Linked DNA regions of Homo sapiens: all the other regions are linked to region 3. Evidence: chromatin contacts called from ENCODE Hi-C or POLR2A ChIA-PET data. All regions are on one chromosome and are shown on one strand. The core of a region is the stretch at or near the end of the contact, and the rest is flanking DNA. Distances in the headings are between cores, read along the strand shown.

The links. Hi-C counts contacts between places; a loop is a spot of excess contacts on that map. ChIA-PET counts read pairs that join two places held with the same protein, here RNA polymerase II (POLR2A).
Region 1: a map with no recorded cell type shows a loop between it and region 3 (2.6-fold over the local background). The contact joins two enhancer-like sites. A Hi-C loop is called at or near these places in 1 of 37 single-sample maps with no recorded cell type. POLR2A ChIA-PET finds 5 or more read pairs at or near these places in 1 of 52 experiments (AG04450).
Region 2: POLR2A ChIA-PET joins it to region 3 with 12 read pairs in activated CD4-positive, alpha-beta T cell. The contact joins two enhancer-like sites. POLR2A ChIA-PET finds 5 or more read pairs at or near these places in 12 of 52 experiments (B cell, CD4-positive, alpha-beta memory T cell, CD8-positive, alpha-beta memory T cell and 8 more).

Annotation. Positions count from the first base shown.
Region 1 is chr2:121,478,482-121,482,880 of GRCh38, forward strand. The region is part of intron 8 of CLASP1 (cytoplasmic linker associated protein 1); the gene reads right to left. Among named protein-coding and RNA genes, the nearest start is that of CLASP1-AS1, 49 kb to the right of the region's middle. Within about 2 kb of position 2,475, at least 6 of the 41 ENCODE cell types and tissues checked have a DNase peak (open chromatin) inside an H3K27ac peak, as active enhancers do.
Region 2 is chr2:121,518,119-121,522,954 of GRCh38, forward strand. All of the region lies in intron 6 of CLASP1 (cytoplasmic linker associated protein 1), which reads right to left. Among named protein-coding and RNA genes, the nearest start is that of CLASP1-AS1, 9.6 kb to the right of the region's middle. Within about 2 kb of position 1,798, at least 4 of the 41 ENCODE cell types and tissues checked have a DNase peak (open chromatin) inside an H3K27ac peak, as active enhancers do.
Region 3 is chr2:121,697,277-121,702,106 of GRCh38, forward strand. The region is part of intron 2 of NIFK-AS1 (NIFK antisense RNA 1); the gene reads left to right. Among named protein-coding and RNA genes, the nearest start is that of NIFK, 37 kb to the right of the region's middle. RefSeq lists enhancers at 2,422-2,541, 2,699-3,198. Within about 2 kb of position 3,400, at least 19 of the 41 ENCODE cell types and tissues checked have a DNase peak (open chromatin) inside an H3K27ac peak, as active enhancers do.

The DNA.
Region 1 (4,399 bases), core at 1,225-3,724, 220 kb before region 3:
TCCCAGCTACTCAGGAGGCTGAGGCAGGAGGATCGCCTGAAGCCAGGAGGGGGAGGTTGCAGTGAGCTGAGATTGCGCCACTGCACTCCAGCCTAGGCGATGGAGCCAGACTCCGTCTCAAAACACACACACACACCACACACACACATACACACACACACACCCCCCACACACACACACCCCCCACACACACCACACACACACCCCACACACACAACCACACCCCACACACACAACCACACACACACCACACACACACCCCACACACACCACACACACACCACACACCCCACACACACACCCCACACACACCACACACCACACACACACCCCACACACAACCACACACCACACACCACACACACACCACACACCACACCACACACACACCACACCACACACACACCACACACACACACCACACCACACACACCACACACACACCACACAACACCCCCCACACACACACCACACACACACACCACACACACCACACACACACCACACACCCCACACACACACCACACACACACACCACACACACACACACCCCACACACACACACACCCCCCCCCCACACACACACACACACACCATCAACAACATGGTGAAAGACCGGATGCTTTCCCCCTAAGACCAAGAACAAGGGAAGATGTTTACTCTCACTACTTCTATTCAACATTGTGGTAGACGTGCTAGCCAGGGAAATCCGACCAGAAAAAGAAAAAAAAAAAGCATGCAGACTGGATTGGAAGAACTAAAACTATCTCCATTTACAAATGACTTGATTTGGTATGTAGAAAACACTAAAGAATGCATGCAAAAACTTAGAACCAATAAACAAGTTCAGTGAGGTTACAGGATATAAAACCAATATTTAAAAATCCATCGTATATTCTATACATCAAATTAAGAAAACAACAATAGCATCAATAAAAACACCTAACAACTTCAACAAAAGGAAACTACATAACATTCTTAAGATCCAGTAAAGACAAACCTAATAAGTAGAAAGATATTCCATGTTCATATATCAGAGGAATTTTTGCTCATTATCCAAACTATATTCCTTGCCCATCTGTTTCCTCTTAATTTTAACCGAAGTTGGATAAATAGAAAAGTGTAAAAGTGCAAAACACACTGTCTGAATTGAATGGCTGGATAAAGACTTTTTCTTCTAAGTTCCTACCTCCCCTTCTCCATCAAAGTATGGGAACTGGGGTACACGTATCACCCCCAATCCAGTCAATATGGACCAGTGTTATTAGGGCCGGTTCTACCACTCTGTACAAAAAATCTTCCAATATCCATATTCTGAAACAAAAATCCCTCTCCCTGTTTACAAAATTAAGGAAGGCTTTTGTCAGAACACAGGGAATATAAAAATTTCCAGCTTGGCTGGAAATGTTGGCATTTTTGACAATACAAAGGTGGAAATGGCATAATAGAAGCTCTGAGGGTGCTAGCAGAGTGCTACTTCTGCCCTTTGGCACCAGTAATCCATCCTCTACCACAGAAGTGAGCGTGGAATGCAATCACGTTCCATTCCTTCCACCCAAAAGCTTGCTGCCAAAAAGCTGGGCTGGCATTTTAAGACGATCTCAACAATGACACCACTGGTACAGATAACGTGAGAAGAGAGAACTAGAGCACAGACAGGTGACAACTCAAAATTCATTTCAGCTTTACTAGTCCTTCACAAAGGGAGGTCAAATGGGACGACACCGGGGAAAGACAGGCAAGGAAAACACCATCGGAAACTGGAGAGGTAAATGAACTGTGAGGAGGGCAGAAAGCCAATTTCCACAGATGCCTGCTCCTTAAGGCACTGTAGGAGCTCAAAGTTCACACTGGGTAAGAGCTGCTGAGTGCCCCCTGCAGGTGCAGATCAAGGCACAATTCCTCTTTGGGTCTCAGGTGGAAAATGCCCTGGCTGCTGCTACATAACTTATAACCAGGCTCCAGAGAGATGCAGGCATACTCACAACAGAGGAGCCCAGGGATGATTCTGTGCAGGAAGAAATCCACAGCTCGCACTGGGTAGTGAGCCTGTCCTGGGGCAGAGCTGTAACGTCACAGGCCTGCACTTTCAGCAAGACCAACCTCATTTGAGGTATAAAAAGAAAATGAAGAGAGATAGGCTTCTGTTTCCCTGTGTGAAAAAGGATGATCCTGTCTACCTATGAAATGTGCTGCCCACCCAATATCAACCCCCTTCTTCTACTGACAGCCCAGGGTAACCACCCTCCCCCACTCTCAGAGTGATGACACCTTTGTTTGCCTCAGTGGAACCTGGCCACAGCATCAGGGCTCTCCCAACCCATTACGGTAATTAATTCTAGAACCTCTCTTCTTGTGGACTTAGAGCTATGCAGGTACAAGCCTGGAGCTGTTGGAGCCAACAAATGGCAGTGCCTGCCTAAGAGAGAGGCAAAGCAAAAGAAAGCAGAGTCAGGGGCAGTGAGAACCGACGTCTAATGCCTGGCATGCGTCCAAAGGAGGACCGCAAGACCCACACACCCAGACTTCTCAGTTCCATGAGCCAAGTCACTCCCCTTCTCCCTTACACCACTTGGAATGAGGCCTGCATTGCTGGCAACCCAAAGCATCTCTGTACTATATCAAAGGGATGTAATGCAGATTAGACAAAATGCATTAAAGACAGGAAAACCATAAGTATGGGACAAATGGCAGCTATTTTATACCCTCATTATTTGTGCTATGCTTTGCGTGCAAAAAACCAGCTCTTCAAAAATATTTCAATAGAAGTGAGGAATTAGGAACATAATTTTCTTTAAAAATGGGCTTAAAAGGCCATACAACTAATTCAAATTAGGCAGCCAAAAAAAAAATGTATGGACATTATTGAGACATGGAGGTTAAACCACCTTCTCTAGAACTGATTCCAAAGGTTAAAACCACCTTCTCTAGAACTGATTCCAAAGGGAAAGTATCCATTTCCCCTTTGTCAAGCGTCCTTAGGAGGTCTCAATGACAATTTTCTCAGGGTCACAGGAAAGAAAATAATTTGTCATTTGTAAGCAAAAGAAAAAAGCTCAATTAGGAATATGCTTTCATCAAGTGGAATCAATGTTTTAAACTCTCTCCAAATCCTCCATGCCCTGTAACTTGGAAGTTCAAGTCCAGAGCACAGGGTCACCTTACAGGTGATTTGGTCTCAAACTAATCATTTTGTTACTTCTGTAATAAAACCGGACTCCCAGAGCACCAGTCTTGCCCTAGCCTCTACCACTGGAAGGCTACTGGAGAGGATACCGCCTCTGAATACCAATAGGTGACCATGTGCATCTTCCTTCTTCTCTCCAGCATTTCTCTAGTAAGCATGCTTGTGTCTGAAGTACTTTGTTGGGAGCTGGGATGCAGAAAGGGAAGTCATGGTTCTCACTCTGGAGTGCAGTCCAACGTGGGAACACACACAATCAACAGCATGTAGGATTCAGTGTGAGGTTTTCCTAACAGCACACACACAATATGACCTATGAATCCAAAATAGGGCCAAACAAATTTAGAAAGGATCCACTGTGCCCACCAACCAACCCTCGGATGTGACCCGTACTACGTGGGTCCATTTAACATTAACTGAGAGTGTGAGCGGCTTTAAATGTGTGCACATCCTACTTAACTCAGGAATACCCTGGGCTACCATGCTCAGTGAATATACAGCGAGAGAGAACAAATTCCAAAGACTCTTCCTGAACAGATGTAGCAGGGGCAAGGAACTCCTGACAGGGGATAATGAACAAACTAGCCAGCTTCCCTCTGCACCTGGACAGGCCCAGGTGCCCCACTACTCTGCGAGTGTGCCCATCGGGACACTAGGGAACAGAGAATTAAAGACAAAGTCTCCAAGTCATGTCCAGGAGTTAGGGTTCCTGAAGTTAGAATCTCTTGGCCAAACTGGAGGCCCAGTTTAAGTTAACCCTGTTAATACTATGCCTTCCTCAGAGAAAAGAACTTACAGCGACACGCCAAGAGTGACTAAGATCAGTCTTGAAGAAGAGTATCTCTAAACATATGTCAGAAAGACTATAAACTTACCCTTAGAGCCAAAAAGCAAAGGAAGGGAACACAAAGAGACTGGTACTTTAATATCCAGAGTACCAAAGAGCACCCTAGGGGGTGAATTAGGGAAGATGGGGATAAACTATCCTTCCTGCTGGAATAGCTAGTCCCCAACATAAAACTCTGTGAGCACCTGAGCTGAGCCCACAGTATCATCTCCTGGAATGACACTCACACTGAAACATCCACAGGAACTCAATTCTCCATAGAAACGTCCACCATTCCTCAACATCCACAAGAGCTCTTAGACTGAAAACCTGGCTTCATGTGTCGTTAAGGACCATCATTTCCAGACATATGTGTGTTAGTGCCTCAA
Region 2 (4,836 bases), core at 548-3,047, 180 kb before region 3:
TACTTGGGAGGCTGAGGTAGGAGAATCACTTAAACCCGGGAGGCAGAGGTTGCAGTGAGCTGAGATCACACCACTGCATTCCAGCCTGGGTGACAGAGCGAGACCCCCGTCTCAAAAAAAAAAAAAAAAAAAAAAAAAGGAGGCAATTAAGGTTAAATGAGGTCATGATGGCGGGACCCTAAAATTAGAGGATTAGTGTCCTCATAAGAGAAGCCAGAGAGCTGGGTACACACACAGAAGAGGTCATATAAGCACATAGTGAGATGGCAGCCATCTACAAGCCAGGAAGAGAGCCCCAACCAGAACCCGGCCTCTAAAACTGTGAAAAAATTAATTTCTGTTGTTTAACTCACTCGGTCTACAGCATTTTGTTATGGCAGCCAGAGCTGACAAACACAGATTATCAGTTTATTTTGAGGGAAAAAAATAATTTCTAATGTTAGGGAATATTTTTACATTGAAAATGCGGTCGGGCGCGGTGGCTCATGCCTGTAATCCCAGCACTTTGGGTGGCCGAGGCAGGCAGATCACTGGAGGTCAGGAGTTCGAGACCAGCCTGGCCAACATGGTGAAACCCCGTCTCTACTAAAAATACAAAAAAAAAAAACTTTAGCTGGGCATGGCGGCGAGCGCCTGTTAGTCCCAGCTACTTGGGACACTGAGGCACAAGAATCGCTTGAACCCAGGAGGCAGAGGTTGCAGTGAGCCGAGATTACACCACTTCACTCCAGCCTGGGTGACAGAACAAGACGCTGTCTCAAGAAAAAGAAAAAAAGAAAAATGCATATATTACAGAAGTAGTCAATGCTACTATACCTTGAATACTATTAAAGTGTATCACCATTGCTTAGTTTCTAGGGATAACATCTGCTCAGAGCAAATCTCAATGGGTGATCTCTTTAAAGAACAATCAATACCCAGGCAGCTACTTAGAAAGTCTGGGCCATAAACGTTTAAGAGATTTACTGGAAAAATTACTAGCTTTAGAGTCAAATATTAATAAGTAGACTTAAGGACCTACTTGGCCATTTAGGGAGCTGTGTAACCTTAGACAAAACACTAGAACTCCTTTGGTCTCAATTTCCTCCTCTGTAAACTGAGGGTTGCTCTGAGGACTGAAAGAAATAACAGTTTCATTCAACAAATATTTGAGTGCCTACTAGGTGAAAATGAACTGAAACGCCTACACAGGCCAGGCAGTGACATGAGGAGTGAGTGATTGCAGCAGGCTGAGTGCAGGGTGACAAATGGCACTGGCAGGGAACCCTGGAGGCAGGGACAGAAGAGGGATAAGGTGCTCAGGCAGATGGGCCACCACCACCCAGCCACAGAGGAATGGTAGCACAGCTTTACCAGGCCTTCTACCCTTTCAAGAAAAGTTAAAAATATAAGTCTCCCAAATATAAACTCATTTGAACTCAAAATGTAAAATTAAAACATTCTGCAGGCACAAGCATACACACACCCACAAATCTACAGGCTGAAACCAGCTTTATGCCAGCAGTTTGTGACCTATAGTTTGTATCTATAAAGCAATCAACACAACGGCTAGTGTTATCTCTATCTTTTAAACCAACATCTTTATCCTTTAAAATAATCGTTCCTTAGACCTAGAAAGTTACAGGGTCAGATAGCATTTAGGGGTCTAAACTATTCTTCACTGAAGAACTGCAGATGAACAGGTATTCTTTGGTACTGCAAAGTAGGACACTCTAATAGAGAAGAGGTTTAAACAAAAGCCATTCAGCTGAGACTGCAGGACAATGCAGCTATTCACTTCTACACAGGCTCTCACTGGTCTCGCACTGCCTCTCCCTGCTGACCCCTCAGGCTCACCACAGAAAGGCACCACAATGTGTCAGGCCATGAAGACTGCAAAAAGACAAGAGCCCCATACATGCAGCACGCTCTGCCAGGTCTTATATGTATGCTTTACAGAATCTAAGGTCTCCAACGTCTGACCATGTTGTTCCTTCCTTCCTCATAGTCACTGCACACTGGAGGGTGTAGAGGCTGGCAAGGTTAGTCACCTGCCCAATGCCCACAGATCAGGAATGGCAGGCTGGAGCACCTCTCTGGGGGCAAGTCAACATCCTTCTCACCAGCACACTGCACCTTAATGTGGATGCCAAAATAAAGGCTTCCTGCAAAGCAAAAAACTCAAAGGAAGGCTTCCGCCCTAGGGTGGGGGACAGGGAAGCAGTCTATAAACTGATGAGACCCTAAATCCACCCTGTCCTCCTAGAACCCAGCACAGCCCCACAGCCAGTGCCTTGGAGCGTGGGTACCCCAGCACCCCAGCACAGCTGTGCCCAAGAGCCCACCCCTGGCTCCCAGGCTGCAACTGTGGCAGGGCCGCATGGAAGCTCTGTCAAGCCAGCAGCAGAGGTGCTCCTCCCTCCTCCTGAGCTCTGTCCAGCTGGAGACAGCATGGAATTAGCAATGGTCATATGTTTCAAGATGTTTTAGGCTTTGAACCAAACTCAACAAGAGGGCCAGCAGTCAGCATGGGGAGTCCCACTGGATGCAACCCTCTGCCAGCCTGCCTGCAAAAGGGCAGGTGAGGTGCTGTGAAGATGAAATCAAAAGTCTTCAGGCAGAACTCAGGCTTTTCTTATCTAGTCAAGGGAATTCTTATTGTTAGGATGCCTCGGACCACTGGCTGCCTCTGTTACAGCCACTGCCCTGTCCTCATCAACAAGCACAGACTTCGTACTGAAATCCCCACCTCCAGGAAGAAAAGCTTCCCTCAGCTCAGGAGGTACATCCTTAGTGTACAGCCATCACACAATTCTGTCCCTTCCCAGCAGCTGGGTCACACAGGGGCACGGAATGCAACTCTCCAACAATGAAACATGAGGGGAATCTGTGGGAAAGCTTCTAGAAAACATTTCTCTGCTCTTGGAAAAAGACATTCAGGGAAAAGTGAACACTGGCTGGGTATCTGATGATAGGAGAGAACTGCTGATTCTCGGGACATAGGAGGTGACAATGGTATTAAGGTTATGTTTTTGAAGAAAAAAAGTCTATCTTTTAAAATATTTAAGAGTTAAATAAATGTGGTCTAAGATTTGCTTCAACATAATCTAACTTTTGCTTCAAAATAATGGGGTGGAGGAGGGGAAGAAGACAAAACTGAACTGGCCTTGTCGAATGAGCTGATGGCACATGGGGACGCTTTATGGCACTCTCACTGCTTACGTGTATGTTTGAACCTTTCGATATGAAAGTTGAAAACAGAAGAGGAGCTCACAAAGCAGCAGCCTCCTCTCTGCCAGGCCAACCGTGCGTGTGGTACCGGTGCTGTGCCTGTGCTGAGAGCTCTAGGAGGCAATGCACACAGGCTGAGGTGCCCAAGACTCCGGCTCCGAGCTACTGGCAGATCCCGGAAACTTCCTACGTCATGCAGAATGACACATTTCCCCACTGCTCTAATGATTCTGAGTTGGGCTTTCAGTTACTTGTAACCAAAAGCATCCTAGCCCACACACACTGTGCACCTGTGGCCCACTCTGAAAGGCCTCCCTGCTCTGAGTCACTGCATTCGGACCACCAAGGAAACGAACACTTGCCAAGTTAATTTTAAACACCAAATCCAGTCTTTGTTAGCCGCTGCCTGAAGAGCTGAGAGAGGATTCTCCGCACACTGGCTTTAGGGAAATGAAGAGCTGGAGGCTGACTACTAGGTCAGGTGTCTAAGTGCAGAGACAACACTGATACAACAGTGTCCTCTCTGGTCTGAGACTTGGCAAATAAGGGAAAGTCATTCAAATAGTTATGGGGCATTGGGAACTGCAAAGAGGAACAAGTTATAATCTTAACTCTAGAGGTTCAGAGACTAGTAGGAAAGATTAATGAAAAAATTAAAATAAAGGCAACAGCAAAAGCACATGCAAGCTACACAAGAACCCCAGAAGCAGGAATAATTAACTTGGTTAGTATCGGGGAGGTAGGTGGCAGAACTTCCTGGCAGAAGGGAGACATGGATTGATTGTATGTCTGTGTATGTGTGTGTGTGCGCGCACGTGTGCAAATATATGTGCGGACAAAACATTCCTAAGGCACATGTGAATATATGGATTATTTTCAGAGTGCTCAATTTGGAATACTCTAGCTGTAAATCCTGTCTACTACAGAATACTGAAAGCTGCCCGTAGAGTACCAACCTCATCTTATGGATGAGGTGGGGGAAATGAAAAAACAAAACAAATAATAAGAAGTTTCTCAAAAGCAGACACACAGGCCTAGAACTCAGCCCACAAAACCATTATAGGCTCCAAACTCCTGACCAAAGCCTAGGGCTTCCTGGCACAAAAAGTATAACTGCCATTAAAGACACTAGGCAGGAAGTGCTAACTTGAATTTTTGGCTTAATGAAACATTTTAGACAAGTCTCACATTTTCTATCTTATTTTAAAAAACTATCTCTCTGCTTCTTCATAAATCATTTTTAAAATTATACAATCTATTTATGATTTATACAGCAGTAAGATGTAATCCATTTAAATGTACTACTTTTGTTTTTCGGTTGTATTATTATTATTATTCCCCATAATCAGTCCAGGAGCACCTGATTTTTGGTAGTGAAACTAGTGTCTGGTATATGGCAGTATGTGTATAGTCTACTCCAGGGCTGCCAATGTTTGGTGTAAGTATGGCTATGTCAATATCACAAATACATCTCAAGACACTAAGGCTATCCTGCAATTAAGGTTTTTCATATATTTAAAGCACTATACAGCTGAGTTTCTCAGAAACCCACTGGCACATGGTAGGTGCATGATTTCTGCAAATGAAAATGACCATCTCAGATGATGAGGAGACTACTGAGTAACT
Region 3 (4,830 bases), core at 2,150-4,649:
CAGAGCACGAGTCAGAATAGGGTCACTGTTGTAGGAGCACAAAGGAGAGAAAGAAATTCAGGTAGGGCTGGCAGGAAGAGTTCAGGGACCTTTCTAAGGAAGGAGAACTCCTGCTGACTCTTGGGAGAAAGAAGGGCTCTCCAAGCAGTTTGGCAAGGAAGTCCATCCGGTGCAGGGGGACACACGTCAGTCATGGTCAGCTGGGACAAGCTGGAGGGCAGCCTCAGAGGCTAAGGGCTGGTAGGGCAGGGGCTGAACCTTAGGCAGCTTCCCTGGCAGCACTTGTAGTCCAGCTTCTAGGAGGCAGAGTCTGGGTGGGAACACCTGAGGATGAGGAGGTATTAGAGCAGAAACCAGAGCTGGGCAGCGGGAACAGAGAGGAAGACCAACAGGAAGGACACTGCTGAGGGAAAGACAGAAGACTGTGGACAGGGAGAGGGCAGGGGAGAAAGGCCCAAAGGAGGCCCTGCCTTCGGGCCACCAGGAAACAAGAGGCACCCTATCCTGTTCTGTAGTGGGTGGGTTTTAAAGCTCTGTGTGTTAATTTCCTATCCAAAAGTCCTTTTAAAAAATAGATCATAATCCCAGCACTTTGGGAGGCTGAGGCGGGTGGATCACCTGAGGTCGGGAGTTCGAGACCAGCCTGACCAACATGGAGAAACCCTGTCTCTACAAAAAATGCAAAATTAGCTGGGTGTAGTGGTGCATGCCTGTACTTCAGCTACTCGGGAGGCTGAGGCACGAGAATTGCTTGAACCCGGCAGGCGGAGGTTGCAGTGAGCCGAGATCATGCCATTGCACTCCAGCCTGGGCAACAAGAGCAAAACTCCGTTTCGAAACAAAAAAATAGACCAACGAGGCTAGGCTCGGTGGCTCACGCCTGTAATCCCAGCACTTTGGGAGGCCAAGGTGGATGGATCACCTGAGGTCAGGAGTTCGAGACCAGCCTAGCCAACATGATGAAACCCCGTCTCTACTAAAAATACAAAAATTAGTCGGGCATGGTAGCACACACCTGTAATCTCAGCTACTCAGGAGGCTAAGGCAGGAGAATTCTTGAACCCGGGAGGCGGAGGTTGCAGTGAGCCGAGATTGTGCCACTGCACTGCAGCCTGGGAGACAAAGCAAGACTCCGTCTGAAAAAAAAAAAAAATAGACCAGTGAGTGGATAAACAAAATGTGGTATATACATACAATGGAATATTATTCAGCCTGAAAAAGCAAGGAGATTCTGACACGTGCTACTACACGGATGAACGTTATGAACATTGTGATAAGTGAGATAAGCCAGACACAAAAGGACACATCCTGTATGATTCCACTTACATGAGGTCCCTAGAGTAGTCAAATTTGTAGTGATAGAAAGTAAGATGGTGGTTGCCAGGACCTGAGAGGAGAGGGGAACGGGAAGTGAGTGTTTAATGGGCGCAGAGTTTCAGTTGGAGAGTGTGAAAAAGTTCTGTGGATGGGTGGTGGTGATGGTTGCACAACAGTGCGAAGGTACTTAATGCCACTCAACTGCACACTTAAAAATGGTTAAGATGCTACATTTTAGGCTAGGTGCGGTGGCTCATGCCTATAATCCCTGCACTGTGGGAGGCTGAGGCAGGTGGGTAGCTTGAGCTTAGAAGTTCAAAACCAGCCTGGGTCCAGGCACAGTGACTCATGCCTGTAATCCCAGCACTTTGGGAGGCCGAGGCAGGTGGATCACCTGAGGTCAGGAGTTCGAGACCATGCTGGCCAGCATGGTGAAACCCCGTCTCTACTAAAAATACAAAAATTGGCCGGGCATGGTGGTGGGCGCCTATAATTCCAGCTACTCAGCAGGCTGAGGCAGGAGACTCGCTTGAACCCAGGAGGCGGAGATTGTAGTGAGCCAAAATCATGCCATTTCACTCTAGCCTGGGAGAAAGAGCGAGACTCTGTCTCAAAACAAACAAACAAACAAACCCCACCAACCTGGGTAACATGGTGAAACCTTGTCTCTACAAAAAAAATACAAAAATTAGCTGGGCGTGGTGGTATGCACCTGTAGTCCCAGCTACTTCAGAGGCTGAGGTGGGAGGACGGTTTGAATCCTGGAGGTGGAGGCTGCAGTGAGCAGAGATGGTTCCACTGTACTCCAGCCTTGGCAACAGAGTGAGACCCTGTCTCAAAAAAATATGCATTTTAGGTATATTTACCCCACACACACACATACAAATAGGCCAGTGCAAGATGAGCCAGAAGAGAGCTGCTTCGTTCAGTCTGAGTGACTAAGAGTGATGATGCCATCCACCCAGACAGGAAGCAGACCGGGTGAGCGGGTTTGTGGGGAGAGATGAGGTCAGCTCTCAGAGGTGACAACGCTCCTAATGATCAAACCCTCAGTAGAGGCCCACTGTGCCCGCATGGGAGGTGCTTTGCCCCCACCTCCCTCAGCCTTGCAAGGTGAAGGCTCTTGCTTTCATTTCACAGGGAAGCTAACGGTGTTTAGCCAGTATGACCCAGATTTGTCCAGCCCACTGTGCCTGTCTGGGTTCGGGTGCTGAGGGCCATTCCTTGTGATGCGGCCAGCAAGCAAGGGGCGACCTGGAGCTGAGAGAGGAGGTGAGAGTCAGAGGAGCTGCAACATTTCCTGCACTGAGATCCTGGTAAAGCCACAGGCATGGCTTGGCCCCCGCAGGAAGGAAGCAAGAGGGAGAGAAGGGGGAAGCCCTACATGTAAGACACTCTCTCTACTGAGTCCTGCCGATCACAGCAGCTCCTCCTGGAGAAATGTCCACCCCAGTGTCGCCAAGTTAAGACCTCGGCCTTGCTCAGCACCTGCCCAGCAGCTGATGCTAGGACCTCTGCCAAGCATGAGGAGAGGAGCCAGCTCAGAGTGACTCATTGTACATCAGCCTGGCTCCATGGATCCGGATCAACGCCCTGGACCTCACCTGGCAGTGAGGAACCAGTGGGAAGAGAGGTGCGTGCTGGACTCCACTGGACAGCACGTAGTCTCTCGGTGGAAGCAAAGACACCAGCCTTGCACCGAGCCAGCCCAGCCAGGGAAGAGTGGAGAGGAGGCAAGGCTGGGGGCTGGTGGGTGACTGTGTAATTCCCAAGCCAGGTGAAAATCTGTACAGGTTTTGAGGAGGAGGTCACTTCTCAGCTCCAAATAATAGAAGCATCCAGAAGGAAATAACCAGAGGCTTCTGCCAATTGATCTGGAGACTGGGAAAAGGTCCCACAGTTATTAATAACCTCTGTGTTCTGGGAACTGATTTCATGCACCAGACAAAGGGATTAAAAAGTTGCTGGTGAAGGCAAAGTGGTTTCAGCCAAAGCTCTCCTTTCTGTCTCCCAATAAATGAGCATTTTTCTCCACAGAAACCCTTAGAGCTGATTGGCCCTTTGACAAATCTGGTGAGCTGGGAGCTGTGTGGCTGATTGGCATATTTTGATAACCACTCTGTCGTCGTGAAGCACTTTCTTCCGGCAACCCCCATTTCACTCGCTCTGAGTATGGGGGTGAAAACAGTTGCTTCTGTAGCTTCTGAAAAAAAGCTGAGGATGGAGCCCACTCCTGGCCTGAGCCCTTAGAAGCATGTCCTATAGGAATCCTGGAAGAGAGACACTATATTAATTAATCCTTCAAAGTTAATGCAATGAACTTCAACTCGTACAACAGAGTTGTGGTGATGCTGTTACACAGCTGCCCTTCACAGGTATTGGGCCCACTCAGTAAGGGGATACAAATAAATAGGTTAAGATCTGAGAGACTGTTAGAGAGACGGCTTCCTGTAGAGACAGTGTTAGAAACCACAGTCAGGGCTGGGCACGGTGGCTCACGCCTGTAATCCCAGCACTTTGGGAGGCCAAGGCTGGCGGATCATGAGGTCAGGAGTTCAAGACTAGCCTGGCCAACATGGCGAAACCCTGTCTCTACTAAAAAAAATACAAAAATTAGCCAGGCGTGGTGGCAGGTGCCTGTAATCCCAGCTACTCGAGAGGCTGAGGCAGGAGAATCACTTGAACCTGGGAGGTGGAGGTTGCAGAGAGCCAAGATTGTGCCATTGCTCTCCAGCCTGGGCGACAAGAGACAAGAGCAAGACTCTGTCTCAAAACAAACAAACAAACAAACAAACAAACAAAAAAACCAAAGTCAGCACAGTTAGTTTGCTCACTTACTAAACTATGAGCAACTTGAAGGAAGGGTAAGTGTCTCACCCATATCCATACCCATATCTGACAGTGCCCATCAAGATTAGCTGCTTTGTAAATTAATAATAATTGAATGCTGTTGTGACATGGTGTTATTTCAAAAGACAACCAGCCACTACTTACAACTCCATTCCTGTGATAATATATTTCCTGGTCTCAGCCAAGGAGATAAGAACTGAAACTGCCTTTGCAAAATTATGACTGAGACAGTGAAAGAGATCTAACTTCACCGACTCCATCTTCCTTCTAACTTCTAAGCTATCCTTGTTCTTTCCTGGGCATAGGCTAAACTAACTTTGGGAGAAACTTAGTTTATAGTTTAAACAAAGATGGTAACAGCCCTTTCCCAAGCTGACCTCCTTCTTGCCTGAGGACTAGATTGCCTTTGTAGTACTAACACTAGCTACAAGATTAGAAATTGTGGTTTAGGAGTCATGCAGCTGGAGGCTACAAGATTCTGACCCTCCCTACCCTGCTCCTAAGATCAGTGCCTGAGATATTCTTCAGACCCTGCACTTGATGGATCAGCTGGCACCACCCAGATCAATAAACTGGCTCATCTGATCTTGTGGTCCCCATCCATGAACTGACTCAGCACAAGAAGACAGCTTCCACTCCCTATGATTTCATCTCTGACCTGCC